7 separate regions of the Mus musculus genome follow, and all the other regions are linked to region 5. Evidence: chromatin loops called from intact Hi-C (ENCODE). Cell type or tissue: heart. All regions are shown on one strand. Region 1 holds the start of Dbnl (drebrin-like). Region 2 overlaps Ube2d-ps (ubiquitin-conjugating enzyme E2D, pseudogene). Region 3 holds the start of Ccdc117 (coiled-coil domain containing 117). Region 4 holds the start of Mrps24 (mitochondrial ribosomal protein S24). Region 5 holds the start of Gm11963 (predicted gene 11963). Region 6 has its middle 15 kb from the start of Mrps24. Region 7 overlaps Ankrd36 (ankyrin repeat domain 36).

The links. Peaks named below come from ENCODE experiments on the same cell type or tissue, not always from the same donor. Only the 100,000 strongest peaks of a DNase experiment are listed, where the experiment ranks them.
Region 1: it touches region 5 in a loop (2.8-fold over the local background); 13 of 42 quality-filtered maps call a loop at or near these places.
Region 2: a loop joins it to region 5, with 4 times the contacts of the local background. A loop is called at or near these places in 14 of 42 quality-filtered maps.
Region 3: it touches region 5 in a loop (6-fold over the local background); 6 of 42 quality-filtered maps call a loop at or near these places.
Region 4: it touches region 5 in a loop (2.4-fold over the local background); 19 of 42 quality-filtered maps call a loop at or near these places.
Region 6: a loop joins it to region 5, with 8 times the contacts of the local background. A loop is called at or near these places in 22 of 42 quality-filtered maps.
Region 7: a loop joins it to region 5, with 10 times the contacts of the local background. A loop is called at or near these places in 37 of 42 quality-filtered maps.

What each region holds. Positions count from the first base shown.
Region 1 is chr11:5,786,952-5,790,951 of GRCm38, forward strand. Dbnl (drebrin-like) reads left to right here and starts at 1,532. Exons shown (of 13, transcript NM_001146309.1): 1 at 1,532-1,691. The coding sequence starts at 1,609. In heart, a CTCF peak has its summit at 1,860 (motif pointing left); a DNase peak (open chromatin) is centred at 1,510; H3K4me3 peaks cover 2,502 bases; H3K27ac peaks cover 2,413 bases.
Region 2 is chr11:5,776,754-5,780,753 of GRCm38, forward strand. It overlaps Ube2d-ps (ubiquitin-conjugating enzyme E2D, pseudogene), which reads left to right. Exons shown (of 7, transcript NR_015577.1): 5 at 3,453-3,882. Among named protein-coding and RNA genes, the nearest start is that of Dbnl, 9.7 kb to the right of the region's middle. In heart, a CTCF peak has its summit at 1,927; no DNase peak of the experiment used is centred here.
Region 3 is chr11:5,540,615-5,544,614 of GRCm38, forward strand. It overlaps Ccdc117 (coiled-coil domain containing 117), which reads right to left and starts at 1,603. Exons shown (of 5, transcript NM_134033.2): 1 at 1,263-1,603; 2 at 759-809. The coding sequence starts at 1,444. In heart, a CTCF peak has its summit at 1,730; a DNase peak (open chromatin) is centred at 1,657; H3K4me3 peaks cover 1,964 bases; H3K27ac peaks cover 1,624 bases.
Region 4 is chr11:5,705,497-5,709,496 of GRCm38, forward strand. Mrps24 (mitochondrial ribosomal protein S24) reads right to left here and starts at 2,205. Exons shown (of 4, transcript NM_026080.3): 1 at 2,128-2,205; 2 at 1,991-2,059; 3 at 1,802-1,913. The coding sequence starts at 2,166. In heart, no CTCF peak of the experiment used is centred here; a DNase peak (open chromatin) is centred at 2,205; H3K4me3 peaks cover 1,510 bases; H3K27ac peaks cover 965 bases.
Region 5 is chr11:5,483,722-5,487,721 of GRCm38, forward strand. It overlaps Gm11963 (predicted gene 11963), which reads left to right and starts at 2,159. Exons shown (of 3, transcript NR_166837.1): 1 at 2,159-2,367. In heart, a CTCF peak has its summit at 1,702 (motif pointing right); DNase peaks (open chromatin) are centred at 1,740 and 2,200; H3K4me3 peaks cover 800 bases; H3K27ac peaks cover 645 bases.
Region 6 is chr11:5,690,441-5,694,440 of GRCm38, forward strand. No RefSeq gene overlaps it. Among named protein-coding and RNA genes, the nearest start is that of Mrps24, 15 kb to the right of the region's middle. In heart, a CTCF peak has its summit at 1,521; no DNase peak of the experiment used is centred here.
Region 7 is chr11:5,627,613-5,631,612 of GRCm38, forward strand. Ankrd36 (ankyrin repeat domain 36) reads left to right here. Exons shown (of 27, transcript NM_023816.3): 16 at 715-1,794; 17 at 3,090-3,183. Among named protein-coding and RNA genes, the nearest start is that of Ankrd36, 60 kb to the left of the region's middle. In heart, a CTCF peak has its summit at 1,674 (motif pointing left); no DNase peak of the experiment used is centred here; H3K27me3 peaks cover 437 bases.

The DNA.
Region 1 (4,000 bases), 300 kb after region 5:
CAGTAAGAGACCTGCCTCTAAGGAATAGGGTGGATAATGAAAGAGCAGGATACTTGACACTGTCCTCTGGCCTCCAACAGCACAGTAGTATGCATCTACCCTGGCCCATGTGCATATACCACACACATAATAACCTCTCTTGGAAGATTTGGGCTTGCTAGATGGAGCTGAAGTTTCTTCTTGTTTTTGTTTGTTTTCGGAACAGGGTTTCTCTGTATAGTTCTGGCTGTCCCTGGAACTCACCCTGTAGACCAGGCTGGCCTTAAACTCAGAAATCCAACTGCTTCTGCCTCCCAAATGCTGGGACTAAAGGCGTGCGCCACCACTGCCCAGCCAGAAGTTTCTTTTTTAATACTTTTTTGAGAGAGGGACTCACTTATAGCCAGTAATCCACTATGTAGACCAGGCTGGACTCAAACTCAGAGATCTATCTGCCTTTGCTTCCCAGGTTCAGGGATTGAAGTCATGTGCCACCACACCCATCTTATTTTTATATTGTGTGATTGTTTAAGTGCACCATGGCCATACCTAGTCCCAGCAGAGACTAGATGAGGGCTAGGGCTGGAGTTACAGAGGGTTGTGAGCTGCCACATAGGTGCTAGGAATCAATCCTGGATCCCCTGGAAGAGCAGTCAGTGCTCTTAACCACCAAGCCATCTCTCCAGCCCCTCCACCCCTTTTTTTGTCTTTGAGATAGGCTGGAACTCAACTATGTAGACCAGGCTTGCCTCTGCCTCCCCAGTGCTGAGATTAAATACACGAACAACACTTCCAGCCCCATTCTTGCAACATTTTAAATGTAACTTCGACCCCCACTGTTCTAGTTTCATTTCTGTTGCTGTGATAAAATGCCCTAGCTAAAAGCAGTTTAGAGAAGTAAGGGTTCGTTTTAGTTTACGACAACAGAGTATGGTCTCTCATAGGGACGTTCAGGCAACTGTCTGGAAATAGAAGTGAAGCACAAAGCAGGTTCTCTTCATTACCCCACTATCACATCAAATATTTCATTTTACTTTATTTAGAAGATCTAGGCAATGCCCAGGCCGGGCTAGAACTCAAGCTTCTGCCTCTGCCAGTTGCGCGCTAGGATCACAGGCTTGTACCTCTACGCCTAACACAGCAGATTCATGTTTTTTTCCTTTTCTTCTTTGGTTTTTCCAAACAGGGCTTCTCTGCCTAGCCCTCGCCATCCTGGAACTTGCGCTGTACACCGGGCTAGGCTGGGGTTGAAGGCGTAGCCATCATGTCCGACTATCAGATGAAATTTCCGAGGCGCCTGCGCGCATACAGCTTGCTCTTAAACAAAATACATTAACTAATGAGAGACGAACCAGCGTGAAGCTCTAAATCGAGCCCACGCCCTGCAGATGCGGACGAACGAGGACCTACGGGCAGGCCCGCCTCTCGTGGATCTTCATTCACCAGCACCCCGCCTCAACTTTACCCTCAGCCTAGCTCGCCTTCTCTCCACTTCCGCTTCCGGCCTCTTGGGCGCGGCTTCTGCACGTCAGAGGCGAGGCTTCCGGCCTCCGGGGCGGGGCTTCCGGCCGTCACTGGAGGCCGGCAGAAAGCTGAAGCTGCTGCATCGCGGGGACCGTGGGGCGTGCCATGGCGGTGAACCTGAGCCGGAACGGGCCGGCGCTGCAGGAGGCCTACGTGCGCGTAGTCACCGAGAAATCCCCGACCGACTGGTAGGCAGCAAGGCGGGGCCGGAGAGGCGCCAGAGCGGGAAGGTGGAGGTCGCGGCGTAGCCGTAGTATTGCAGGATCACCTGTCCACCTTCCTGAAGCCTAGCGAGATGCTACCCCACCCTCGCCACCGCCGTCCCCCCGGCGAGTACCCCCGGGCCTCTCCCCTGCCACCTAGTGGTCGGTCGGCTCTGCCCTGAAGATCTCTGCCTGGTTGTGCTTTCTGCTTTCCGCCAGGCTCTGCGTTTCTGGGACCTCACTGGACAAAGGGGTCCCGCGCAGTTCCCCAACTCCCTGGAAGGCGGAAACCACGTCTTCTAAACCCTGAGTTCAGGAAGAGACCTTGAAAGCGGCGTGAGCAGTGGGTTGAGGTCATGAGCTCACACAGGGCTCAGTCAAGGATGTCACAGGTCTGGGTCCCTGATTCTGGGACTGAAAATGGGATCCTGTCACCTGTTTGAGAAAAGGCTCCATCCTTCCTTCACCACCCCAGGAGCCATTACAGTACTGTGAACTAGATCTGAAGTTTCTGGAGTGGCCCTGCTGAGCCCTCTTAGGTTTCTGCTACATGCATACCAGTCTATAGTAATTCTCTTTCACTTTCCGTTTACTTAACATGCTTCCGTTAGCCAGTTTTTAGTGCTTCAGTTTCTCAGACATCTGATGAGTATGGCAGGTGGACAAATTCTGGGGAACACAAACTGGACTTTGGAGTTCTGGTGGGGCCACCACTACCCTGTGGTCAGCACTGAGGGGCGCTATACTGAGTTTGCCTGTGTTGAGTCTTCCCTGGAGACTTCCCCTATTGCAGAACTCTGGCCAATCATCTCTTCTGTTCTACTGTGTTGTCTCTCCTCTTTATCTTTTGGCCCTCTAGTCGTCTCAGAACCATCACTGTTTGGGGAATACCTCACAACCTAGCTAGCAGTGCCCTTCACCCATGCTTATAACTCTTCACTGACCTTGCTTGCTTTGCTTGCTTGCTTGCTTTTGAGACTGTGTAGCTCTGGCTGGCCTGGAACTCACTGTGTAGACCAGGTTGGCCACGATCTCACCTGTGTCTGTCTCCCGAGCACACATTGAGCCTCCTACTAGAATCATCTGCTCCACCTTGGTCTGACATTGTCCTGCCTCATCCACCCATTGTTCCTTCTGAGGGTGCAGATCTTGCTCTTTCCCCATACACTGTTCATCTGCCCCAGCAGCCATGCTACTGCCCAGCTTCCTACAGTACTGTATGCAGACGGTGCTGCCACTCCAGTTGAACGAGCCTCTGGCCTCCACCCTCACTGTCACAGCCATTTCAGTAGTCACTCAGCAAGATTTTTGTGGCAGGTCCCCACTCGCTAGCTGAGAGAATATCTGGGCCATCTTAACTTCCCTGCCCATAAATGCAGTGTCTTCCTGTTGCACTTTAGTAAAGCCCAGACTCTTACCCTGTCTGCCCTGGTTCCTGTTGCCCCTCCTGCTTACTACTCTGGCCACACCTGTTGACCACCCTTGTACCAAAGTCTTTCTCTTCCTCAAAACTGCAAGCTAGTTCCTCATCAAACAGAACCTCTGATCTTGCTGCTTCCCCTGCATGGAACATACATATACATCATCTTGATTGCTTCTTGTCCTTTATGTCTCTATGCTAGGGTTGTCTTCTCAGAGAGTCCTCCTAAATTCCTAGTACATGGGCCACATGCATGCCTTCAGAGGCCAGAAAAGACTGTGGAGTTCCCTGAGACTAAAGTGATAGTCACTTTGTCCTCTCTCCTAGTTTCATTTCTTTGTGATACAAATAAGAAACATGCTGGGAACCCTCATGGACTCTGTGTGTGTGTGTGTGTGTGTGTGTGTGTGTGTGTGTGTGTGTGTGTGTTTGTGTGTGTGTGTGTGCTTTTTCTCTTCCCTAACATGGTCAGGTAGACCCTTGTGCCTAGCTGTCATATGTTTTGATGGATGGATTAAGCCATGCAGAAAAAGAGACTGTCAAAAAGAGGTAGTCTTCAATTTGGTAGCCAAAAAAGGTCACACACACAGAGCTGGTACCGTGACACTGTAGACCAGAGCCATAGCTTTAGTTTCTCTCATCTATAATCTAGCTTCAGCCTCCTCCCTGAAGAGCCTGGCATGACCTGTGCTTATCTGGTTCCTATTACACTCTGTGTACACTGTACATTAGCATCAGGTGTAGGGAAGTTAAGCTCCATGGGTCGGACCTTTTAGGAATTGTTCATAGCTGCAGTCCAGTCAGCATACACGTACCAGGCGTTGTTCACACTGATTTAAAAGAAGAGGTGAGAGTTCTATTGAAGGTAAGAAAA
Region 2 (4,000 bases), 290 kb after region 5:
GTCCTGACTTCCTTTGGTGATGAACAGCAATGTAGAAGAGAAAGCTGAATAAACCCTTTCCTCCCCAACTTGCTTCTTGGTCATGATGTTTTGTCCAGGAATAGAAACCCTGACTAAGACACCATGTAATTTTGGGAGCCGAATTAACAAAATAGCATTAGAACCAGTCCACAACAACCTGGGGCTAGGTGTATTGTTGGGAGGCCTGTCTGCGTGCGGGTTATCTTGTTCTTGACATGGCTCTTCACATCAGGGCTTCCCACACTCGGTTGAGCTTACCTTCCCATAAATTGAATACAGAGACATGCCAAAAAAGACACTCAAGCAGTGGCTGGCACCAAGAGCCAGGTGGCAGTGGGTATTTCTCTAATGAGCAGGCACTGTGTAAGTTCAAGTAGGGAGGCGACTACAATGGACATCTTAAGAGAGCAGGAAATTCCTGTGGGGAGAGGAGGCCCAGGTGTTACAGCTGAGAGTGGGGTCTGCAGTGGGGTCTGCATAACCACTATGTGGGCATCAGGTAAGGAACTTGGCAGAGGCAACTTGAGAACCAATTAAAGTTGGCCTCTACCTCCATACATGTTTTGTGTTTATTATTATTATTATTAATTGTTATTATATTGCAAAAGGTAGTGAGATAGCTTATGCGTGTAATCCCAACTTTGGAAGGCAGATCCAGAAAGATCAGGAGTCCAAGGCCAGCCTGGGCTATATGAGACCCTGCCTCAAAAAACCTCAAAAGTCCTAATACAGCTCTGTGCTCCCAGGATTTAGAAGCTTTAGACAGGAGGATCTCAAGCTCGAGACCAGCTTAGGCTGCATAGGAAAAACCTGTCTCAAAACACAAGGCCAGCACGGCGGCACACACCATACACTACACAAGGCCAGCACGGCGGCACACACCATACACTACACAAGGCCAGCACGGCGGCACACACCATACACTACACAAGGCCAGCACGGCGGCACACACCATACACTACACAAGGCCAGCACGGCGGCACACACCATACACTACACAAGGCCAGCACGGCGGCACACACCATACACTACACAAGGCCAGCACGGCGGCACACACTATACAGTTGGGGGGGTTGTTTTGGTTTTCCAAGACAGGGTTTCTCTGTGTAGCCCTGGCTGACCTGGAACTCACTTTGTAGACCAGGCTGGCCTCGAACTCAGAAATCCACCTGCCTCTGCCTCCCAAGTGCTGGGATTAAAGGCATGTGCCACCACCGCCCAGCCGGTGTGGTTCTTAAAAGAGTAAAGGGTTTACCTTTAAAGAAAATGTATCAGTGTTTAGACAAGGATTTTTCTGACCCTAGGAGAAATTGGACAAGACTGTGTGGTTGTTATAAAAGTCACTGAAACAGATAACAGCTGAAGTTTTGAAGTCAGGCCCTGCCTGAGAAAACCATGAGGTAGAAGATCCTCAGATCCGCATTGAGATCTGCACTCACACTGCCCTTGCACACTCTTTTTAAGTATATTTTAGGACTCATTGGTAGAGTTGGTAGGAGGACTGAAGGGAGACCTGATTTGAGAATCAGGTTCCTTAGACAGTTAAAATACACGTGTCCTTGGTGTGGAGAATCATTCATGGGCTCCATATCAACTCTGGTATCAGCTTAGTCTCGTGGGGAGATGTGTATTCAGCCTAGATAGGGCAGCTGTGGCAAACAAACACAAGAATGACACTTCCCAAGGCTAGCGTGGTGAGCAGTGAGCTCAGCTGGGATTACTGAAAGGAACAGAAGTTAGCTCTGGAAGAACAGGTAACATAGGGGTGGCTATACAATCAACAAATGATCTCTCCCAGGCTGCAGTGATGGCTCGGTGGTTAAGAGCATTTGCCTCTCTTCCAGAGGACCCACACAGCACCTCACAACCATCTATAACTCCAGTTTGTGGGTTTCAGACTCCCTCTTCTGACCTCTGTGGGCACTGCACACACATGGTGCCTGCAGGCAAAATGCTTGTGCACAGAAAATAAAAATGAATAAATCTTTAAATCAATTTTCTTGGGGGCTGGAAAGGTGGCTCAGCAGTTAAGAGCACTGACTGTTCTTCCAAAAGTTCCGAGTTCAATTCCCAGCAACCTCATGACAGCTCACAACCATTTGCTATGAGATCTGATGCTCTCTTCAGATGTGTCTGAGAAGACAGCAACAGTGTACTTTCATATATAAAATAACTCATACAAAAAGAAAGAAAAAATGAGTTTTCTACCCTTTCCCAGCAGCCCTCCTTCTGGGCCACCCACTGGCAGAGTTACCCTTCCTCCCCTCCACAAGGGCCTGTCGGGAGGCCCCAGGCCGTGGAGTTCTCAAGTGTAAAATCACAGATGCTCAGTTTCCAGCTGGCAATGGCTATGCCGTTCTCTGCAGCATGCATATAGATGTTACCAGGGCACATCAGCATGTTCCCCACGAGAGAGCTCAGACCCACGGAGATCGTATTAAGGCATGATGTGTGAGCTGGTTGTGGTGGGGAACAGCCGTAGCACTCAGGAAGCTGGTGCAAGATGTAAAGTTATATGCCTGCTCAGGATTCCTCGAGTTGTAGGTCAGCCTGGGCGACACAGACGCTGCCTAAACGTGTGGGAGAGGCCAATACTAAGCATGTGACAGATGCTCTTGTCCAAGCACTACCCAGGCCTGGCCCTGTTTACAGTCAGATCAGGCAGGTTCAAGGTACTGTGTGTGGCCTAAGACTGGAAGGTGAACTCTGGAGAAGAGAATCTTAAAGGGGTGGGGCCTAGGATTACCTGTTAATGGTACATCTTAGTACAACAAATACAACAAAATGTCTATGCTTGGTGGTCAGCCAAAACCAATGATGGCTGAAATAAAAATTTTCATCTGGACACAGTGGCACACATCTTTAATCCCAGCGCTTGGAAGGCAGAGGCAGGCAGATCTCAGTGAATTTGAGGCTAACCTGGTCTGCATAGTGAGTTCCAGGACAGCCAGACCTACATAATGAGACCCTGTCTCATAAAAGCAAACAAAAAAAATTTGGGGGGTTTTGGGTTTTTTTGTTTTGTTTTTCCCATCTAAGCCACCCAGACTAAAGTAGTTAAGCAAAGAGTGAGTGGTGAATTTTATGTGGCTGTTTCTTATGCTGACTGCTTCTTCATTGTAACCATAATTAGAGTTGGGTTTTTTTTCATAGATATTTGGGCTTCTGGGTTCATTCTCCCACTCTGCTTGTTAGTCACGGCATACTGCATTGGGAGGTTGGCATCAGTCCGCCATGTTCAAAGTGAAAATGCAGTAAGAAATGGGTCTGGGTGCTTCTACTTCCCGTAAGGCTGCCTGCCTGTGTGTGCCCCGTTAGAAACTGCGCTGGGTACACTGCCAACACAGCTCAGCAGGAGCTACTTCCTCCTCACTTGGATTATTTTCCAGATCTCCCTGTGGCTTATCTGACTTCATGTCTTGTTTTTACAGGTTGCTTTCACTACCAGAATCTATCACCCTAATATCAACAGCAATGGCAGCATTTGCCTGGACATCCTGAGGTCACAGTGGTCCCCAGCACTGACTGTGTCTAAAGGTAGAGACACTGGCATGGACTGAGCATGCTGGTCTACTGGTCCCCCTTGCTGACTAGTGGACACGGAAGCTGAGGAAGAACAGATGGCTTCCCCAGATCACATAGCCCTGCCCAGTCCTGTGACTCCCTCATTCTCCATGCTGTAAGGCGATGAGGGCATTGCGAAGCACAGTTCCCATGCCAGTAATTCTCAGCCATCAGCTGTTCTGTGATGCTCCGAACTGTCACCTGGGTACAAGAAGATAGCATCAACTTTACTTGCATTTTCACCTAAAAGTCGGAAAGCAAATATGAAACTTTTTTTCATCTGCAGACCAGCAGACTGTGAGTCATCTCTGAAAGGTCAAATACATGGCCTGGGCTCTAGTGTGTAAAGACATTTTCCTTTCCCAAAACAAGTTATAATGAGCTTATTGGTGGACGGCATTAAGAATTCAAGCTG
Region 3 (4,000 bases), 57 kb after region 5:
GAATGGGGTTGTAACTGCCTAGCGTGATCACCCTAGGTGACCCTTAGCACAGGAAAAGCAGGAAAGCAAGACGATTCAATGAGTAAGGACACTTGCCCCTAAACTGACAACTTGAATCTGATCCTGGAACCCACATGGTGGGAGAGAGCCAATTTCCAAATGCTGTCCTCTAACTTCCACATACTCATCTGGAATTTGTATAATAGTAATGGTCAAGAAAAAAAAGAAAAGGCAGGTATTGAGGCCTGGTAGCATGTGGGCCTTTATAATCTGAACATGCAGAGGCAAACAGATCTAATAAGTTTGAGGACAGCCCTGGTTAGACACGGCTCCACAGACAGGCGATCTTAACAAAAACCAACAGGTAGACCTTGTATATACTCATTTGGAATAAGCTACTCCAAAGCATTGCAGAGTGACCAGGTATCTGGCTACAAAATTTGTAAGTTTCTGGACTCTTCCTAAGGAGAAAGAGAACAGGTTACATGGTTACTACCTCCGCGGAGAACACCAACCCTTCCAATACAGAGCCTAGGATTTTCTTTTTGTTTTGGTTTAATACTTTTGTGTCTGAAATGACAGTTTAAAATGCATGCGCATTTTCCTCTACCTGCCCGCCACTCAGTTTCTGCCCCTAAAAGGCAAACAATGTCAGCAGTTTAAAGAGATACATGTGCTTCACCGTTTTCACTTCAAATAGGATACACGTGTTAAACTAACCGCGACCACAAAGAGGACAAATTGGTCTGGATACTTACTCATCATCCTCCGCCAACCGCTTGTGTTTCTTTCTACAGTGAATGGAAACACTGTTGGAACAAACAAAAACAAACCAGTCACTCACGACTGGAACGTAAATGTAACGTTTCTGCACCATGTATTTGTCGCCTCACTCATCCGGATCTCCCGCCACAAATTGAACATTCCTTCCTTGGCCGTGATAGACCCACACAGGTCCCAGGTGATCACGATTTGCCAGGGGCTCCGAATAAAATAACCTCAGACAAGAAAATCTGAAGTTGTCACTTCTGTCGGGGCAGTGACAGTTGAGCACTCGCTCCAAACCCATTTCTGCCCCCAACATTGCCGATGAGGGACCCAAGTGTCCCAGAGGCATTCAAAGTTGTCCCGGCCGGCAGCCGGCGGCCGCGCGTGTGGAGGGAAGCGTCCAGGCCGAAGAACCCTCGAGGGTCGCCCGCCCTGCGCCCCGGGACTCACGGTTAACGTCCCGAGAGGTTAACGGGCCCGCCCCGCCTGCTCACCGTCCGCGCGCTGTTCTCCCGCCCGGGCTGCTCGGCGCGCCGCGGACACCGGGCCGCGGGGCCAGGTCATGGCCGGCGGCTCCTGGCGGGAAGGCCCGGCCCGCGAAGGCCGGTGGCGGCTGCAGGAAGTCCGCGCTGCCGCTCAGAGGGAGGCCGCTGAAGGGCCGGCCGAGGGCTGCCATGGCTTTCCAGACGAGGCTGCGTCCGCGACCCCAGTCGTTCGTTTTCCCAGACTCCGCAGTGGCCGCCACCAACGCTACCCACGATTACCTGCCTCTGAGCCCTCTTCGGCCCCCCAACCTCACGCCTTCTAGAACCCTCCACTCCGGACCGCCCAGAGACACGTCGGGATTTGTTGTGTATAGAGGGCCGCTGTCGTGAGGCATGCCGGGAGTTGTGGTCCTTAAGGACTACAGGCAAGATGGCCGGGGGTGTACCGGACGAATTGCAGGAGGTCAGGTCGCCCTCACCCGGCCAGAATGACAGACACCCAATCCCTATACAGAACGTTTGAGCTGGGCGTGGTGGATTCCCAGCTCTTATCAGGTGGAGGCAGGATAATCAGACACATTCAAAGCCAGACTTTGACTAAGTAGCATGGTCTAGGCTAGCCTAGTCTACGTGGGACCCAGTCCAAAATAAAAAGTTACACGTTTCTGTTTCTTCTGTAGTAAACAGGATAAGAAAAAATGTTTTCAGAGTTGAAGTGAGTAGTGAATGAATTAAAAATCTAGAGGTGGGGCTGGGCATAGTGGTGCACACATTTAATACCAGCACTTTCTGGGCAGAGGAGGGAAAATCTCTGAATTCTAGGTCAGTCTGGTCTACATAGTGACTTCCAGGCCAGCCACTGTTACGAAACAAAATATAAAAAAAAAAAATGCCTAGGAGTGGGACCTGACAGCTGGAGTTATTATTCTAGAATCTATGGTGAAAGGAAAACCAACTCTAGAAACTTGTTCTTGAACTTCCTTTCGTGGGGTGGGGGTGGGGACTGGCTTGGTTTTGTTCCCTGGTTACACATGCACTCTCATGCACACATATAACAATAACAAATAGAAAATTAAAAGCTAATAAAACTCCGAGAGGGAAGTGCAGCTGAGTGGTAGGGTGCATGTACTCCACCACAATATTTATACATGAAGCAGGTGGATGTGTGGCACATACTTCCAGTCAATCCCAGCTATAGGGAGGTTGAAGCAAGAGAATGGTTGAGTTCAGCCTTAACAACAAAACAGGATGTCAAGGCTTAGAAAACTCTACATGTGTGTACTTGTAATGCTATCTTTCAATTGTTTCTGTGTTTTATCATAAATGAAATTTTTGATGTATTGGATCCCATGGACAATTACTAAAACCCCCAGAGATTGGGAGAGCAATTGGAGGGGAAAAGCAGAAGTTCAGCCTTGTATATCCAAAGATGGTTAATAATGTCCCCTGCTTAGGTTGGACCAATGGAGTGGAGGATTGATTGGTCAGTCCTACCACTGATCATCCCCCATTTTTTTCTGCCTTAAAGAATGATCCCATCACTCATCACTGAGTGGCTTATACCATTGTCAATGCCATTTAGCCAAAGATTTATCAAGGACACACCAGTAACTGAACTAGAGTGGACTTAAGGAAGTGAGTTAGTGTCTTAGCCTGGGGGAGTTGAGTTAGTGATAAATGATTTGGAGGAAGTAAAGTTCATAAAGGCAACTTTGTATGAGCAGGTCGGGTGGCATAAACCTGTAATCCCAGCATTTGGAAGGTTGAGGCAGGAGGATTTTAAAAATGGAAGGGCAGCCTCAGCTAAGAAGGACATGAAATGGATGTGTGAGACCCTATCTCCAAAACGAACAAAACAGCACCTTTGACTGGAATGAATTGTTAGGAATTTAGGATAATTCTGTGACTCAAATAATTCGAGACACATAGGAAATTTCCTCTTTTTATCTACTTTAGTAGAAGTCTCTGAGCTTAGAAAGGATTCTCTTAGCAGACCAGTGAAGGCATGAGATAGGATATGAGGACTAATTTAGGAAACTATTTCTACTGTCCTACCACACGTTGTGGCTGCTACATGCTAGGAAGTTACCAGTTTGGGGAAGGTACAAGATAGGAAATGAGACATGACTATCCCTTCTACATGTCTGTGTCCTGACACAATTATCAAGTGGCTTGCTTTCATCTTGAATTTGAGGTAACAGAATAATGTTGTTTGAGGACCACCTGCAGAATTCTTCAGGACAACTCTGGGGCTGCCCTAATAGTATCATTATCTAACTCGGGTCCAGAAGTCCATCGCCCAAAAAAAAAACAACGTCTGAGAGCTAAGTTTTAGGGGCGAAGAAATGCTTTATGCAGTGGCCAACCATACAGTCACTGTGCGTTGAGTCCTATCCATACTCTCCAAACATCACGTGTCCTCCCACTGGTCTTGCCTCGGCAAAATACGGTGTGAGTCTGTATCACGTGACACTACCAGGACCTTCCACCTCAGCCAAAGAATGGAGAATTGCCCATACACCAACTTCCCTGCTCTAAGACTACTACCACAATTTTTGAGCCAAATTTGAAGCAGCCTTTATTAAATAGTGTTCAGGAACTTGGATACTGGCCAGGTCCATACCCAAGACCTATGTGTAACTTTAATTTTTTCAAACCTTATTTTTAATGATGGTTTTTAAACACTTTAACCTTTGTTGCCCACCACCCACCTATCAGAGGTAGTAGGATGCCGCAGACCCTCTGGG
Region 4 (4,000 bases), 220 kb after region 5:
ATCTGTAATGAGATCTGATGCCCTCTTCTGGTGTGTCTGAAGACAGCTCCAGTGTATTCATATAAATAAAAAAAATAAACAAATAAAAATAAAAATTGAAAAAAAAAGGAAAGATTAACAAAATTTTCTCCGTACGCAGGTCAGTCTTCTTGAGCTCACAGACACTGGACAGCATCCCAGGACCACACAAAGTGCCATGTCCCCAACACAAAGGCACAGTAATGATTGAAATACGGCTCTGAACTTCCAAAAGGGCACATTTTACAATATAAGCTTGTTCTACCTCGGCTGGGGGCCTTGTTCTGCCCACCTCCCTGAGTGACCTTGAATGACTTGGAGGTTACAGATAAATTTTAATCATACATTGTAAGCATATGCAAGGGTTGAGGGGTTGAGCAGACAGCAGGGTGGGTATAGTGTCTGCCCTGCAAACCTGAGACGGACCTGAACCTGGAGGCCCAGAGCTCAGGACAGTGGTAACAGCATCTGCAACCCCCACGCTCCCACCGTGAGATGCAGCCAGAGGCAGGACAGTCTCCAGACCTTTGTATGCCAACTACCCTGGCACACAAAGGTGGTGACAAGAAAGAGACCCTGCTTCAAACAAGATGAAGGCAAGGACTGGCCTAAGGCGGTCATACACGGACACCTGCACTCACACGTGAGCATGCACATACAAATGTGGATAGACAATTTATTGTCCGGGAGTCAAAACTCCAGCATCACTGAAAGATAAACAGGCAGGTGACAGGTGCACACCTATACTCGCAGCACTGAGAAAAATGAGGCTGGCGTGTGAGAGTTCCAGCGCAGCCTGAGGTACACTGCCACACTCTCTTAAAGATGGTTCAGCAGGCAAGGGTGCTTGCTTGATCCCTGGGGCCCCATATGGTAGGAGAGGGCTGACTCAGACAAACTGAACACATCCATACATATACACACACAACATGCATACTGAAATGGAAATGAACAAGAAAAATACAAAATAGGAAGTAGGGGGAGAAAAAAAAAGCCTAAAAATACGGGTTCTGTGAGCCATGAAGACTGTAGCACATTCCTGCAGTTTTGTACTTGGGTGAACACCGCATTACATAGGGCACACTCTTCCAGGTCTAGGATCCTATGTAGACTTCACTACCGCATCGCCTCCGGGCTATTACACATCTGTAAATTATGGCTTGCCAAAAAAGCACTGTCAAACCTTGTTTGTAAGCATGCAAATACTGTTCTATGGAGGCTCAAATGAGACTTTAGCAAGAAATATTCAAATTCCTTTCAATATGCAAGAATTCCTTTCTTTCACCATCCTAATATGCCCATCACTCATATGTTCTGTTGTCGGTAACATGTACAGTGTGTGTGCAGGCTTGCTCCCTTGACAGACGCATGGAGAAGACCAGGGGTTAACAGCCAATGTTTTTCCTCTATCACTATTTGCTGCTCGTTTATTTTCTAGCAAAACAGCTGCTCTTCCAAGACTGGCTGGCCAGTGACCCCCAAGAACCAAATATCTCCTTCACCCTCACACCCCTTGAGCTGTGGCACCAAGTGCTCATTTAGGAGCTAGGCTGCACCCTCATGCTAGAGCGGCACAGCATTTAGCAATCTTTCCAGTCCCCTAACTAAATGTGACAGGGTCTCAGTAAGTAACCTTACCTGGCCTTAAACTCAAGATCGGCCTCCCGAGCGCGTTCGCCGTCACGCCCGGCCTCCCACCCAAAAGTTCGGCTCTTTGCCTTGAAGAGTACGTTCAAGAGTGACCCGTGCCACCAGGGTGGCAGTCCTTCCCAGGCGCCCTCACCTGTGTGCAGCGACAGCCAGCCCTTTCGGTGTGCGATGTAGTGCGGGGCGTGCGCCTCCTCGTAGCTCACCGGCTTGTTCCCCTTGGCCACGCGGACTCGCGCCGCCCGATTCTAGGAGCGAAGGTGCGGTCACGGGGAGACCCAGCCCAGCCGCCCTCGCGGCCCCCAGACCCGGCCGCCGCACTCACCTTGGCGCAGACCGCGGAGGTGTGCAGGGTGCGCCAGGCGCCAGGCAGCTCCCGGCTGCAGGCCAGCACCTGCGGAGAGGCGGGGAGTGAGCGGACACCGGATGGCGCCCCAGCCCTCCCGCCCGCGGCCCACTCACCCGCTGCCCTAGCCCGCGCACCGACGCGGACCACGCCATCTTGGGCCGGCGCGACCCGGGACGCGTCAGTGCGCAGCCGCAGGAAGGCGGGGCCTCAGAGCAGGAACTAACGGGAACACGGGCGGGGGCGGGGCGTGGCGAGGGAGAGGGCGTGGCGTGGGTCGGAGTGTGGGACGTCCTGCAATTTTCCTGATACTGTCAGCTAGTCCTTGGTCGGACCTGGTGTTGGGTTTTAAATGCGAAAATTTGGTGATATAAAACTGAGGTGTGGGGCTGGTGAGATGGCTCAGTGGGTTAGAGCACCCGACTGCTCTTCCGAAGGTCCAGAGTTCAAATCCCAGCAACCACATGGTGGCTCACAACCATCCCTAACGAGATCTGACTCCCTCTTCTGGAGTGTCTGAAGACAGCTACAATGTACTTACATATAATAAATAAATAAATCTTTAAAAAAAAAAAAAAAAAAAAAAAAAAAAAACAAAACTGAGGTGTAGCTGGACATGGTGGCGCACGCCTTTAATCCCCGCACTCGGGTGGCCGAGGCAGGTGGGTCTCTGAATTCCAGCCTAGTCCGGTCTACAAAGCGAGTTCCTGGAGAGTCTGAGTTACAGAGAGAAACCCGTTCTGGCAAAACAGAACAAACAAACAAAAGCCATGAAGTTTTTATCCTCATAGAGAGGTGGTAGAAACAGCTTCAATGTCCTCTAGAGAATTGAAGAGAAAACGCGCCGGCCCTCAGGCCCCGCTGTTCCGTGCTTGTGCTCCTACCTGAGACCGCGTACTCTCCAGGAATATCCAATATGACAGCGTCAGCCTCCTTTGGGCTGGGAATAGTCATTTGCCTTCATGCTGAGCAGATCCCAGAAAAGGGGTTGCTGGGTTGGCTCCTAATCATTTAAAGTAAAGAGGCAGTGTGTTGAGGGTCTATTTCTGCGGTGGAGCCACCCAAGGAAGAAAATTTTAAATGGCAAGGAAATTTATGAGGCTAGAGCAATGTCGTTGTAATTATTATTGAGTAATTATTAATGGCAAGGGGGGAATAGAATCGTGAAGAACTCACTCTACTAAAGAAAGCACATGGACTCTAGAGTCTGACTCTCATTATAACAAAATATTGAATGAAGGGATTTTTTGTTTTGCTTTGGTTTTTTGTTTTGGGGGACTGTTTTGTTTTGTTTGTTTTTGTTTTTGAGACAAGGGCTCTCTGTGTAACAAATTCTGGACTCAATTTATAGACCAGGCTGGCCTCAAAGTCACAAAGATCCACCTTTTCTGCCTCTGAAGTGCTGGGATGAGGGGTGTGCCACCACACCTGGCTGGGAACTCCTTCAAAGCATCCATGGGAGTGGACACTTACACTCTAATGTCAGTGCTTGGAAGGCAGAGGCAGATGGATCTTTTATCAGTTCAAGGTCTACATATGGAGCTCCAGGCTCCAAGGCTACAGAGTAAATAAACCCTGTCTCAAAATAAAAGACCATGACCAGGAACTAACTGGTCATTCTTAGAAATAAGTCAACTCCTAGACAAATGCGTACAGGTTCTCTGGATAAAATTGTCATTCTTCCCTTGTTCACGGAGAGGGCGTTGCTTTGGAAATAACCCCAGTGCTTCCTGCCTGCGGCAGGCAATACTGTTTTCAAGACAAGATCTGATGGATCCCAAACTGACCTAGAAGTGTACCACAAACTAACTTTGAACTCCTGATGCTCTGATCTGCTGAGGTATGTGCCACCTTGTCTGCCATAGGTCATCAGTCTTTCTCCACTCGTGTCTTGGCTAGATTTGCTTTGATTTTGCACTTACCAAGAGGCAAACCTGTTATATTTGTACAGTTGAGCGCTGGTTCCATTATCCATTATGTAGACATGAA
Region 5 (4,000 bases):
ACTACCACCACAGAAACAACAAACCAACCAACGAAATCACACAGCAGTCCTTCAAGACAAGACAAGACAAAACAAAACAAAACAAAAAACAACCAAAACCATTATGGTGATTCTAGAACCTGGAGAGTAGAGGCAGGAGGGTCAGAAGTTCAAAGCCATCCTCAACTATATCTGAAATTTGAGAGCAGTCTGAACTACATGAGATCCTGTTTCAAAAAAAAGTAACATGCTACATTTTACATTATAGGTATTCTACCATGATCTAAATATATGTGATATATATATATATTAGCAAACAGTTTGGTTTTATTCCTAGAAACTTTTAAATGTAAGATGCTACTAGAAGATTTCTGAACATCATAAAGTAAAATGGTTTTTATTTATTTACTAGTCTTGTGGAGACAGGGTCTCATTGTATATGCCTGCCTGGACTTGAACTTGCAGAGATGCTCCTGTCTCTGCCTCCAGAATGCTGGAATTTAAGGGCGTTTACTACAACACCCAGAAAGATGGTTGTCTTTTTAAAAATTGCTTAGTGTGTGTATTTGCGTGTGTGCATGTGCATGCGTGCACACATGTGCTTGCTAGCCTGTCAGCTTCTGGGTGAGACTCTGATCTCTACCTTCTCTCTCACACTGCAGGCATGCTGCTACATGTAGCTTTTAACTATGTGGGTTCCTGAGATCAAACTCAGGCCATCTGACTTGGTGGGCAGCATCCTTACCTACTAAGGCATCTCACTGGCCATATGGAATAACCTACATAGCTGCCTCAAATATGGCAGAGAGTGCCACAGTGCCCAGTGCCACAGTGCCGAGTGCCACAGTGTCGAGTGCCACAGTGCCAAGTGCCACAGTGCCGAGTGCCACAGTGCCGAGTGCCACAGTGCCGAGTGCCACAGTGCCGAGTGCCACAGTGTCGAGTGCCACAGTGCCAAGTGCCACAGTGCCGAGTGCCACGGTGTTTGCAGGGCTGCAGGGGCTGATGGGCAAGTGAAAGGGCCAATTTTGTTGGTGTGTGGCTTTGAGGTAGTGAAGGATGCGCGTCCATTTTCACATGTGTCTGATAGCACTCGACACCTAACACTGCCCTCAGCCCCATCCTTCACCGCTGCCTCTGGCTGGAAGAACCCAGAGAGTCCCAGCTTCATGTAGGTCACCATCCGGTCCACGATCTGCCAGTCTTGTAAGTCTGAAATCCTCCATACAGCGCATTCTTGATAGGGAGATGGGTTTCAGTTGGGCGACATTGGTGACTCTGTCCCCAGGCTGGAAGGCAGTTTTCTCTCTTTGCTACCTTGCTTAAAACAGCCACATAGTTTATCTCAGAGTTACCTCTGCAAGAGTTAAGTGTCCTTTATGATCTGCAGTTTAAGATTTAAATAAATAAATAAATAAATAAATAAATAAATAAATAAAACATATAAGTAAGATTCGTGGGCTGGCGATGTGGCTCAGTGGTTAGGAGCACCTTCTGCTTTTAACAGAGGACCTAAATTCAGTTCCCAGTACCCATGATTGGTGACTCACAGCTACCTGTAACTCCAGCTCCAAGAGATTCAATACCTTGGTCTTCATGAAGAATCATGTACGCATACCTATACATAGACACACATGGTTACACATAATTAAAGATTAAAAATGTCACAAAATGGCTCCAGATGGGTGTGAGCAAACCATTTTGGGAACCCTTGTATTTGCAGTGAGCACGAGTGGCCACTAGATGGCTCTGCAGCTCTTTGTGGTACCTTTGTCAAGCGCCTTGGCTCAATGATTCCCCAGGGGCCAATCCACGAGAAGGGAGGAAATACAGAGCAATGTGGGACACTTAAAAAAAAAAAAAAAAAAAAAAAAACAACCCCCCCCCAAAAAAAACAAAAAACGAACAAACAAACAAAAAAAACACAACTGAAGGCAATCCTACATCCAGAGACACTGTCTCCTGAGTGGCTATCGGCAGGTGAGACGCTCATTCCCCAGCAAACATCTTGCTTGGCACAATTGATCCTCGATGCACACCCTCTCTGCACCCCACTTTCTGTTTGTTTCAAACTTTATGAACCATGTACTCTCAAAGTCCAAGATCAGCGAGGTTAGGCTTTCCACTGATACTTGTATTTTCTCCCGAGTGAACCGGAAGAGGAAATGAGCACCTCTCTCAAAGGCAGGGAGACTCTCCTGCCTGGCCGTGCTGGCTAGGGAACAGGCACGGGCAGCCGGGCACTGGCAGCCTGCCCCCGTGGGGGGTGGGGATGAGTCTGAAGTCTGAATGAGGAAATCCAGAGACAGTGGGTTTTGAACAAGCGTCATGATGGAGGCCAAGGAGGGGCAAGCAATGGGGGATCAAGGACCAAGAGCGCTTTGTGAGGTACCGCTGCCATCTCAAACTCCAACGAGTATCAGGAAAAGAGCCTGGCCCAGGAGTTAAAGACTGTGGGGGTGGGGTGGCTGTGAGGGGTTGGGGGGATTTGGGGGTAGAGACATGGGGTGGGGGAAATTGGCTCCCCCAAGGCTCATTTCCCTGCTTCCTCTCTCTGGGTGCTCTGAGTCCTAAAATTACCCCAAGTTTTTCTCAGTGGGAGACAGGCATGCAAAACAGCTCAGTAGGCATGTGATCTGATTATTTTAATTCTAGCCTTCCATTTTCAAACTGTATATATATATATATATATATATATATATATGCATACCTGTATTTGTTTTATTCTTTAAGGTAATTTTCCAAGCTTACAACAAACCCCAGCTTGCTGTGCTAGGGCGATAGCATAGCACATACATGGCCTAGGCTCAGTCTATAGCACTGAACAGCAAGCAAACCCAGCCTCCTATTCCTCCCTTCCCTTGGGCTTTACATAAAACAAAACAAAACAAAACAAAACAAAACAAAACAAAACAAACAACAACAAAACCTGTGTATGAGTGTTTTGCCGGCATGTATGTGTGCCCATCACATTTGTGTGTGGTGCCCATGGAGGCTGAAAGACAGGCACTGGATCTGGAGTTAACAGCCTGCTGATTTACCGTGTGGATGATAGAAACCGGACCTGGGTTCTCTGCAAGAGCTCCCTGTGCTCTTAGCTGCTGAGCCATGCATGTCTCCAGCCCCATCCCTCCCCTCAGTCTTATTCCACAAAAGGAACCTCCTTGCTGTTATTTTATGCATTTAAATAAGTATATGCTATAAAATAATACACTGCTATCCATTCACATTTTTTTTTCTTTCTTTTTTTTTTGTTTTTGAGACAGGGTTTCTCTGTATAACCCTGGCTGTCCTGGAACTCACTCTGTAGATCAAGCTGGCCTCGAACTCAGAAATCTGCCTGCCTCTGCCTCTGCCTCCCGAGTGCTGGGACTAAAGTGCCACTGCCGCCTGGCCACATTTGTTTTTTTAGTCTCTCTATGCATTACCTATCTATTCAAGATCTCATTCCGTGACCCTGGCTGGACTAAAATCTGTGGCGATCCTCCTGTCTCACCCCCTGAGTGCTAGGATTACAAGTATCTACTATGCACCCAGCTTTTATTGTTTTATGTTGATATTTCAAGTCTGGATTTGATTGAGTTCCAGTTTTAAGCCAATTCCACTGCCCTTCATTCTCTCAGTGTATTTTGTATCACAAGTGTTTACTGCATTTATTTATCAATGAGTGTGTGTGTGTGAGTGTGTGTGTGTGTGTGTGTGTGTGAGTGTGTGCGTGTGCGTGTGCGTGTGTGTGTGTGTGTGTGTGTGTGTAATGTGTGCCGCAGAACACTTGTGGCGGCCAGAGGACAACTTTTGAGAATCGGTTTGCTCCTTCCATCCTGTGTCTTGGGGATTGAATTCAAGTTGCCAGGCTTGGCAGCAAACACCTCTGGCTTATATGCTACTACCCTAAGGAAGTCAGTTCTGCTTGTGCCTTGTGAGTTCTTGGTTGTTGGTGTAATGTGTAGTATATGGCTAAAATATTTTCTTTTCTCCTCTCCCTTCTCCTCCTTCTCCCCCTCCCTCCCCCTCCCCTCCC
Region 6 (4,000 bases), 210 kb after region 5:
ATGTCTCAGGTGTATAGGTGTCAGTGTATCGATGTAGGCATATAGGAGTAGGCGTATGCTTTTCACAACCTACCTTAATAAGGGTTACCTTAATAAGGGTTCAACCTCCCCTCTAGGCCACCACCCACCAGACTTAGTGGAAAAGAAAGGCTATTAGGATACAGGGGAAATGGACCTATCTAGTGAACCTGTTTAGAAACAGTTCTTTGGAGCAAATTCAATCTGCATTATTCTTAGTCCAGTCCACCAGCAAACACCAAACACAAATCAGCAGCTGCATTCCAGTGCACTCTGCAAAGACCACACACAAATCAACAATGGCAGTTCAATTCAGAAGACACCTCAAGGCTGGCCAATCTGCCTAAGTCCTCAGAAACAGCAAGAAGCCACAGAAACCTCACAAGAAGTTCTTTAGTGAGTGTCTCTTTATGATGCCACCACAGCTAAGCAGTGAAATATAAGATGAGCCAATATGAGCCTATACTCAACAAAGACTTCCGAGGCAAAGCAAAGCAAACCGATACTCAAGCTGCCACTGTCTGTGGGGTCATAATTATATTCTTTCTAAACATCTGGCCTCTGTTCCTGTTTGCTTTAGCAAAGCATCCTTTTACCTGCGTGCCCCGGCAAAACATCATTTAACACAAGTGACTGTACAAAGAAACTAGAAGTTTCCTCTTCAGGTCAGTGTGAAGGGATGTGTAGACCTACAGGAAAAGCATGCATGCCCCACCCTCAGTGGCTTTAGTACTGTCACAGAACGGGCTCAGGAACCACTATCATTCTCTCTGATCACCAAATCAGCCCATTTCCTCCTCTCCCTAGAGGCTGCCATTCTAAAACAAATGCTCACTCAGTGTCAAACGCTAACTTTATCCCAGTTTCAGGTGGACTGTGCAGATACTTGAAGGGTTTAGGCTCCAGTTGTTGTTGTTGTTTGTTTGTTTGTTTGTTTGTTTTGTCTGTCCTGGCACAGCTGATTACTGTCATCCCCTAACAGTCTCAGGGAAGTCTGGTAACAACCGATTTTCCTGGTGGCTCCTGGGGCAAGTTATTCAGCAGAAAGCCAGCCAACTGCAGAAACCTCTAGGGAACCAGGAAAGGTGATTCCCCCATTCCAGAACCTGGAGTACCAGTCTTGCTGCGACCACTTGGAACGTCACTGTCATGTGGAGCCTGCTGTGGCTGTCATCTTTACGATTTCCTTCTCTTTTATTTAGAGTGTGAGTGTTTTGCCCATACAGATGTTTGAGCACTGTCTCTGTGCCTGGTGCCTGTGGAGGTCAGGGGAGGGTTCCTTGTCCCTTGGATCTAGAAGTGGGGTTGCAGATAGTGGTGAGCCTCCATGTGAGTTCTGGGAATTGCTCTTTACCCTTCAAGCCATCTCTCCAGCCCCAAGAGATATAGTTTTAACTCAGAACACAGCCATGTCCCTCAGAGTCCAGTAGCTCTCTATTGTTAATAGAGGTCTGCTAAAGCTGCAGTTTGCTTTTCCAGAAGAGCAGTAGCGCCACCTATAGTTGCTCAGAACCGTCCAGGCATGTGGGCCTGGGTACCAGATGTTTTCCATGGATATCTCTGTCCAGGCCTGATGCGAGGGTTCCAGAGAAGGAAAGCAAGTGCAGGCAGGGAGACGAAGTCTCTGCCGCGCCTTCCAGGTCTCATGGTAACTCTGAGCTGCTCTGAACTGAGTCGGGTGGGGCTGGGCCCATGAGAGTGAGGACCTCAGGTGGCTCTCTGGGAGAGAAGATCTCTCTTTCCATGTGTTACAGCTCTTGGAACAAAAGACTCAGATGAAGGAGTAGTTCTCGCACACCTTTAATTCCCTGGATAAGATTTATATACAGTTTTAGGGGTGATTCAGGGTTCGACAGCAGGTATCTATCACTGGCTTGAACTGAGAGTTTGGGGGGAACATTATTTGCATGTGAGAAGGCTTGGTGCTGTTAGCTACATGACTGATAGCCACACACCTCTCCTGGGGGTGGGGTGGGACTGTGGGGGCGGTAACTTTGACAGGAGCCAGGGATCCTGGAGACAAGATCAAACGCCCATGTAGGTGGAAATCACCACCCACCGGATCCCACCCGGGTTCAAGACCTCAGCTCAACTGGAGACCAGGGTGTTTGTGTGCAGCCCACTGCCCCACACAGGCAGCTCATTTGGAAACTGGGAATAGAGACTTCCTGGGCAGAGCCTGATGAAATCCTGTAAATCCTGTGGTGACAGCATCTGGGGAGAATGAGAGGGTAACAGGGTCTCCCCGGGGAGCGACATGGCTAAAAACCCAAAACAGTGAGGCCCTAGATGGCTCTGCTGATTCTGCTGATTCAGAAATGCTCCCATAAGTGAGGCAGTTAGTTTTACCACTCACTTCCCACTGCCTATAACCCCGTTCCAGGGGTCGACGCTTCTTCAGGCACCTGCACATAGACTAGCCACATACAAACATATTCATAATTAAAATAGAATCTTACAATTATTTTTTAAGCATGAACTCACCAAGTCCTGCCAGTACTTCCATAATTCATCCAAGTTAGTGGAGGAACGCTCTGCCTTGATCTGCAATGATCAAAAACCATTTGAATAAACCCCGTGAGCAACAATAGCATCCCTGGAGACCCAAGTTTGTCAGTAGGGCATTGTGGGAGCTGAAGAGCCCTAGTGAGAAGTCCTGAGCCAGTGTGTATGTGAGTTGGGGACAATGCCACAGCCATGGAATTCTTGGGCTTCCTGACTGAAAACTAGAAAAAAAAAATCAAGTATACAATTGGACACCATGGGCAGTTGAGTGGATTTCTAGGCATGAGAGGTTACTGCAGAATTTGGACATGTCGTTAAACATGTCCTTCTGAAAGTTTACATCTGTCCCAGAGATCAGAGATATCAGCATGGGTCAGAGAAGCTGGGTTGTATGTATTTTGCAGCACTCAGCAGAGGCTGCAGAGACTGGTCACAGCTGGTCAAAACTGGTCAAAGTTCTGGAATAAACGATGGGTAAAAACTTAGCCATAAATGGAGCATCTGCTCCTCTCCCTCCGAGGCTTAGAGAAAAGAAGAACAGAAGGGAAGACGCCGATCCCAGCACAGAGCTTGGGCTGACTGTTGCACTCCTAAACCCGCGGAACTGACGGCTGAGCCTAAACACCATCATGGGAAGAAGTAGGGGCCTGTGGGATCCTATTCCTCCCTGAGGATTTATACACCATTAACGGTTGATGGAAGGACAAACATCTTCAGCACTGTGGACAATGGTAAGGCACCCATATTCCCATGGGGAAAAAACTCTGAAGAGAGGGCTGCCTGGCAAAGAATGTTAACTGCTCTTTCAAGAGGACCCAGGTTCAATTCCCAGCACCCGCGTGGCAGCTCACAATCACTTCTAACTCCAGTTCCAGGGAATCCAAAACCCTCCCCTGGCCTCTGTGGGAACTGAAAACTCATATGGTACAGTGTTAGATCTGCCCAACCTAGGCATATAGCTTATAATTATAATAATTGGATTGTGTATTTTTATTGGGGTTGGAAATTACAACAGTGCACAGACATGCATAGAGGCAAAAACACCCATACGCTTAAAATAAAAAACAATATAAAACAGAGCCAGGCAGTGGTAGTACACGCCTTTAATCACAGCACTCGGGAGGCAGAGGTAGAGGCAGGCAGATTTCTGAGTTCGAGACCAGCCTGGTCTACAGAGTGAGTTCCAGGACTACACAGAGAAACCCTGTGTAATGGTTTGTATATTCTTGGACCAGGGAGTGGCACCATCTGCACCTGTGACCTGGTTGGAATAGGTGTGTCACTGTGGGTGTGGGCTTAAGACTCTCAACCCAGTTGCCTGGAAGTCAGTCTTCCAATAGCAGCCTTTGGATGAAGACATAGAACTCTTAGCTCTGCCTGTGCCATGCCTGCTTGGAGACTGCCATGCTCCCACCTTTGTTGTATGCCGGTCTGCAATTTACAAGGACTGGGTACACCTGGGAGGTAGGCTGGGGAT
Region 7 (4,000 bases), 140 kb after region 5:
TTGGGTGCTTGATACATCAGAGTTGTTGTGCGTGTGCTCTCAGCAAAGCTTGCCATACTTCTTGAAGCTGCATCTCAACAGGGAAGACTTAGAAACCCGTCGCATTTGCAGCTCTTCAAACATAGCATTAGAATTTTCTTCTAATGTTAATTTGGTTTTGCATGTAAGGTGTCACCGTTATGGAAGTAAACAATCTTAGTTCACCTACTATTCAATTACTCATTCTCAGAGACTAAATGTCAGTAAGCATCAGTATTTAAAGGATGGTGAAATAAATGTTCTTGTAGTATTGAAAATTACCCAGCACATATCAGTGAGGATCAGTCTAGTAGCAGTGACAGTGTTGTCTTCTGGGTCCTAGATTCTTCTGGAAGGACTGAAGTAAATGAGGGATTTATATTTATTATTATTTTTTTTACATTTATTTATTGTCCGTGTGGGAGCATGTCCATGTCTCAGCATCCCATGAAGATAAGATCAGAAACCAACTTGGAGGAGTTGTTTGTCTCTTTCCACCATGTAGATTCTGGGGGTTGTACCCAGGCTTTGGTGGAAGCCCTTTTACTCACTGAGAGGCATCTCACCAGCCCTAAACTAGTTTTACTTGTTAATTTTGCTTGTATGGTTCTTGTGTATCTAAACGCATACTATGAAAAGCCAAATGGTACGCATTAAGTCTTTTTGTTTGTTTGTTCCTGCCCTATGACTTCTAAGGACGAGGATAGGTTAGAGAGGCATCTTCTGGCACCCAAGGCGTCCCAGCATCAAGCCAAGCAGACGAGCCCTCCACCTGTACAACTTCAAGAAAGATCTCAGGGGCCAGAGATGGACACGGCTTCTGATGAGGAAGATACGTCTGGACTTTCAAAATCCGCTAAGGGCCAAATACTTGGGGGAAAGTTGACATTAGGAGAAAACCCGGAGGGTAAAGAAACTGTACAGTGTGTCATTAACAAGCCAACGCAGAAGGGTGACGAGATCTATGAAGATGTTAACGCTAATGTTTACCTCAAGGAAGAGCGACCACCTGATGTCTCAGGAAAAACTCACCTGACGTCGGACCCCACTACCCTGGCCTACAATATGTTTGATTGTGGCGACAGAGATGTGAGCGCTGCGCTGGTCTCTGTAACACTGCAGACCTCTCCCAGACAGGAGGAAGGTGGCCTTGGAAATGCCTTTCCATCTCCCTCGTCCTCTCAGGACGTGGACTACAGTGGCCAGTCACTTACTAAGTTTCCCTTAATGAGAAATAAATTAGACTGTGAAAATAACGCATCTGAATTGGGAGAATCTTTTCACAAAAGAAAAGAGAAATCTTCTAAAAACATTGAAAGCAGAAAGGTAAAAGGTAAGTGCCCAGAAGTACGTATGGGTGAAAAGCAAGAAGGCCATGAGTTCAAGAGCCAGTCGCAAAAAACTATGAAACCAAAACGCACCGACTGGCAGTTAGATATCAGACACATGCTGAAGTCCAGTGATGCCAACAGGCTTTCAAACGCCAAAGAAAGGAGTCACGTGACCGAAGTAAAAAGTTGGGGTGATTCTGCCCTTGCAAGCGACATGTACAGGAAAAGTAAAGGCACACAGGACCTGTTCCTGAAGCCACTGCCCTGCAAGGGCAATTTTGAAGCCCCAGCGCGCACCTTGGGAACCGCCAGTGATGCGCCCCCTGGTGGCCCAACAACTAGAGCTTTCGCGGATGAAGAACTGCGAGGCAGGCTATCCGACAGTGAGTTCAGGATATTGGAGGAAGAGATCCTGGCCTGGGAGAAAGTCCACCTTGAAAGCGAGGTAGTTGTTCTTTTGCTGTCATGAGTTGCATGCCTGTTGCCTGTTGTCTTTTCCCCTAAGCAAATAGAGGTGTGTTTGCATGAGATTGTGTAGCCTTGTAGACTACTCTATTTCCTAAGCAAAGGAACGTAACACCGTGGCCTCCGCTTCTTAAACCACCCTAGGTATGTCATTTGAGATACTAGGAAGGAAGTGTGTGAATTCAGGACCTGGCATTTTGTAGACTTTTAGTAAGTAACTGCTCTTAACATTCCTTCTTCTCCAAACTTGAAATACTGTGTGGTTTTATGAAATGAAGAGATAATCCCATGGCAGATCTAATATTTGCATGGTGGTCTTTTTTGCTTTTTTAGATTTACTTTTATTCTAAGTATGTGTTTTGCCTGCATGCATGTCTGTAACTGGACTTAGAGAAGATTGTGAGCCAGCACATGGGTGCTGGGAATCGAACCTGGGTCCTCTGGAAGAACAGCCATCCCACCAACCCCTCTCAGTACTTTTCTTACTACTTTCACATTTTAGTCAACCACCTCCCATCAGTGATTTCCCACTTTATATCTAGATTGTCGAAACTCTTGTTTACCAAAATGAGAGTCCTACCATCCCATGCCCATGTTCACCAAGATGTAGTCATGGCAAATATGGAGCTTTGCAACAAAAGTAGGGCCGTGGGAAACATTTTGGGCATTTTCTGGGCATGGCTGCACACACTAGTAACCTCAGCATTGGCAGGGATGAGGCAGGTGTGCACACGATGACAACGCCAACCCTGTAAGTTGTGTTGGAAGTCAGTCTGAGTGACACAGGCAATATACATATACATTTTCATTTAAAGTATTTTATATAGTTGTTTAACTTTAGTGCAAAATACAGAATCAAAGGCAGACATCCTGAAGTGTAGTTCCTTGTTGAGATAGGTGTGCCATCCAGTTTTGGTTAATATATTTGATGGCCAGAGACCCTACAAACTCTATACAAAGTTTGGTCACCATATGAAGAAAAGATATTGGCTTGATCCAGAAATTACACAAAAGATCCTCTATAGACATGTTCAGAAACTTAACATTTTACTTAATTTCAAAACAGTGGCTTTCCAAATAGGAATTTCATTAAGTTACTAACTTTTAAGTCTTTAGGTCTGGTTAATTTTAGTGTATGACATTTTTGTTTCTAGGATTTTTTTTTAATGGCAAAGTAAAAAATAAAGAAATGATGAGTAGGAAAACTTCAGATATCATATTATGAAATACTTGGGAAATGTTTACAGACTAATTATGGGTATTGATTTTTTTCAGAGTGTCTCTGAGAATCTGCTAAACAAGTGTGAGGGGATTATATCTGATGCCACAGATCAACAAGGGCGATATCTAGATATGGAACAGGCAACAGGTAAGGGTGAGCCATCCTGAAAGTCACTGGGACTAGCAGGCACTGACTGAATGGTAAACATGTGCCCTATAGCCAAAGAAATGAACTAACTAAATGCAAGGAGAAAAGGAATGGACAAGAAAAGTGGGATCCAGGTGTCTGTCATTCCAGGACAAGAGGAGAATGCCTCTGAATGCTCCTTGGGACTTCCATGGCCTTTAATCCCAGCACTTGGGAGGCAGAGACAGGCAGATCTCTGAGTTCAAGGCCAGCCTGGTCTACAGAGTGAGTTCCAGGACAGCCAGGCCCAGGGCTATACAGAGAAACCCTGTCTCGAGATCACTTGACAGGGAATGCCTTGACCACTGAGCCATCTTTCTGCTCTCACCTCACCCCCCAACTCCTGCACTTGATCTATTGAGACCTCGTCCCCTCACCCTACCCCTAATCCTGGAGTTTATCAGTTACCTTCCCTAGCTGGCCAGCAGGCTCCTCCAGGGACCTGTGCCTTCCTCCATCCACTGTGCTACAATTGCAGATTTGTGCAGCCATACTCAGCTTTTAAGTGGGTGCGAGGATTTGAACTCAGGTCCTTTATGCTTGCTTGTCAGGAATTTTACTGAGCTATCATCTCCGGACTCAAATGTTAGTAAATAACTTGACTTCTCTTGTTGGAGATAGAGTACACTTGCTGATAGAATATAGGGGGCACATAGGAAGGACATCAGTTTACCTGTGTAGTCATCGCCACTGAGGACCTGGCTGCAGCAAAGAAGGGAACTTGTCACAAAATGAACACAAATGCTTCTGATGAGAGCAAGAGGGTATTACACATAAA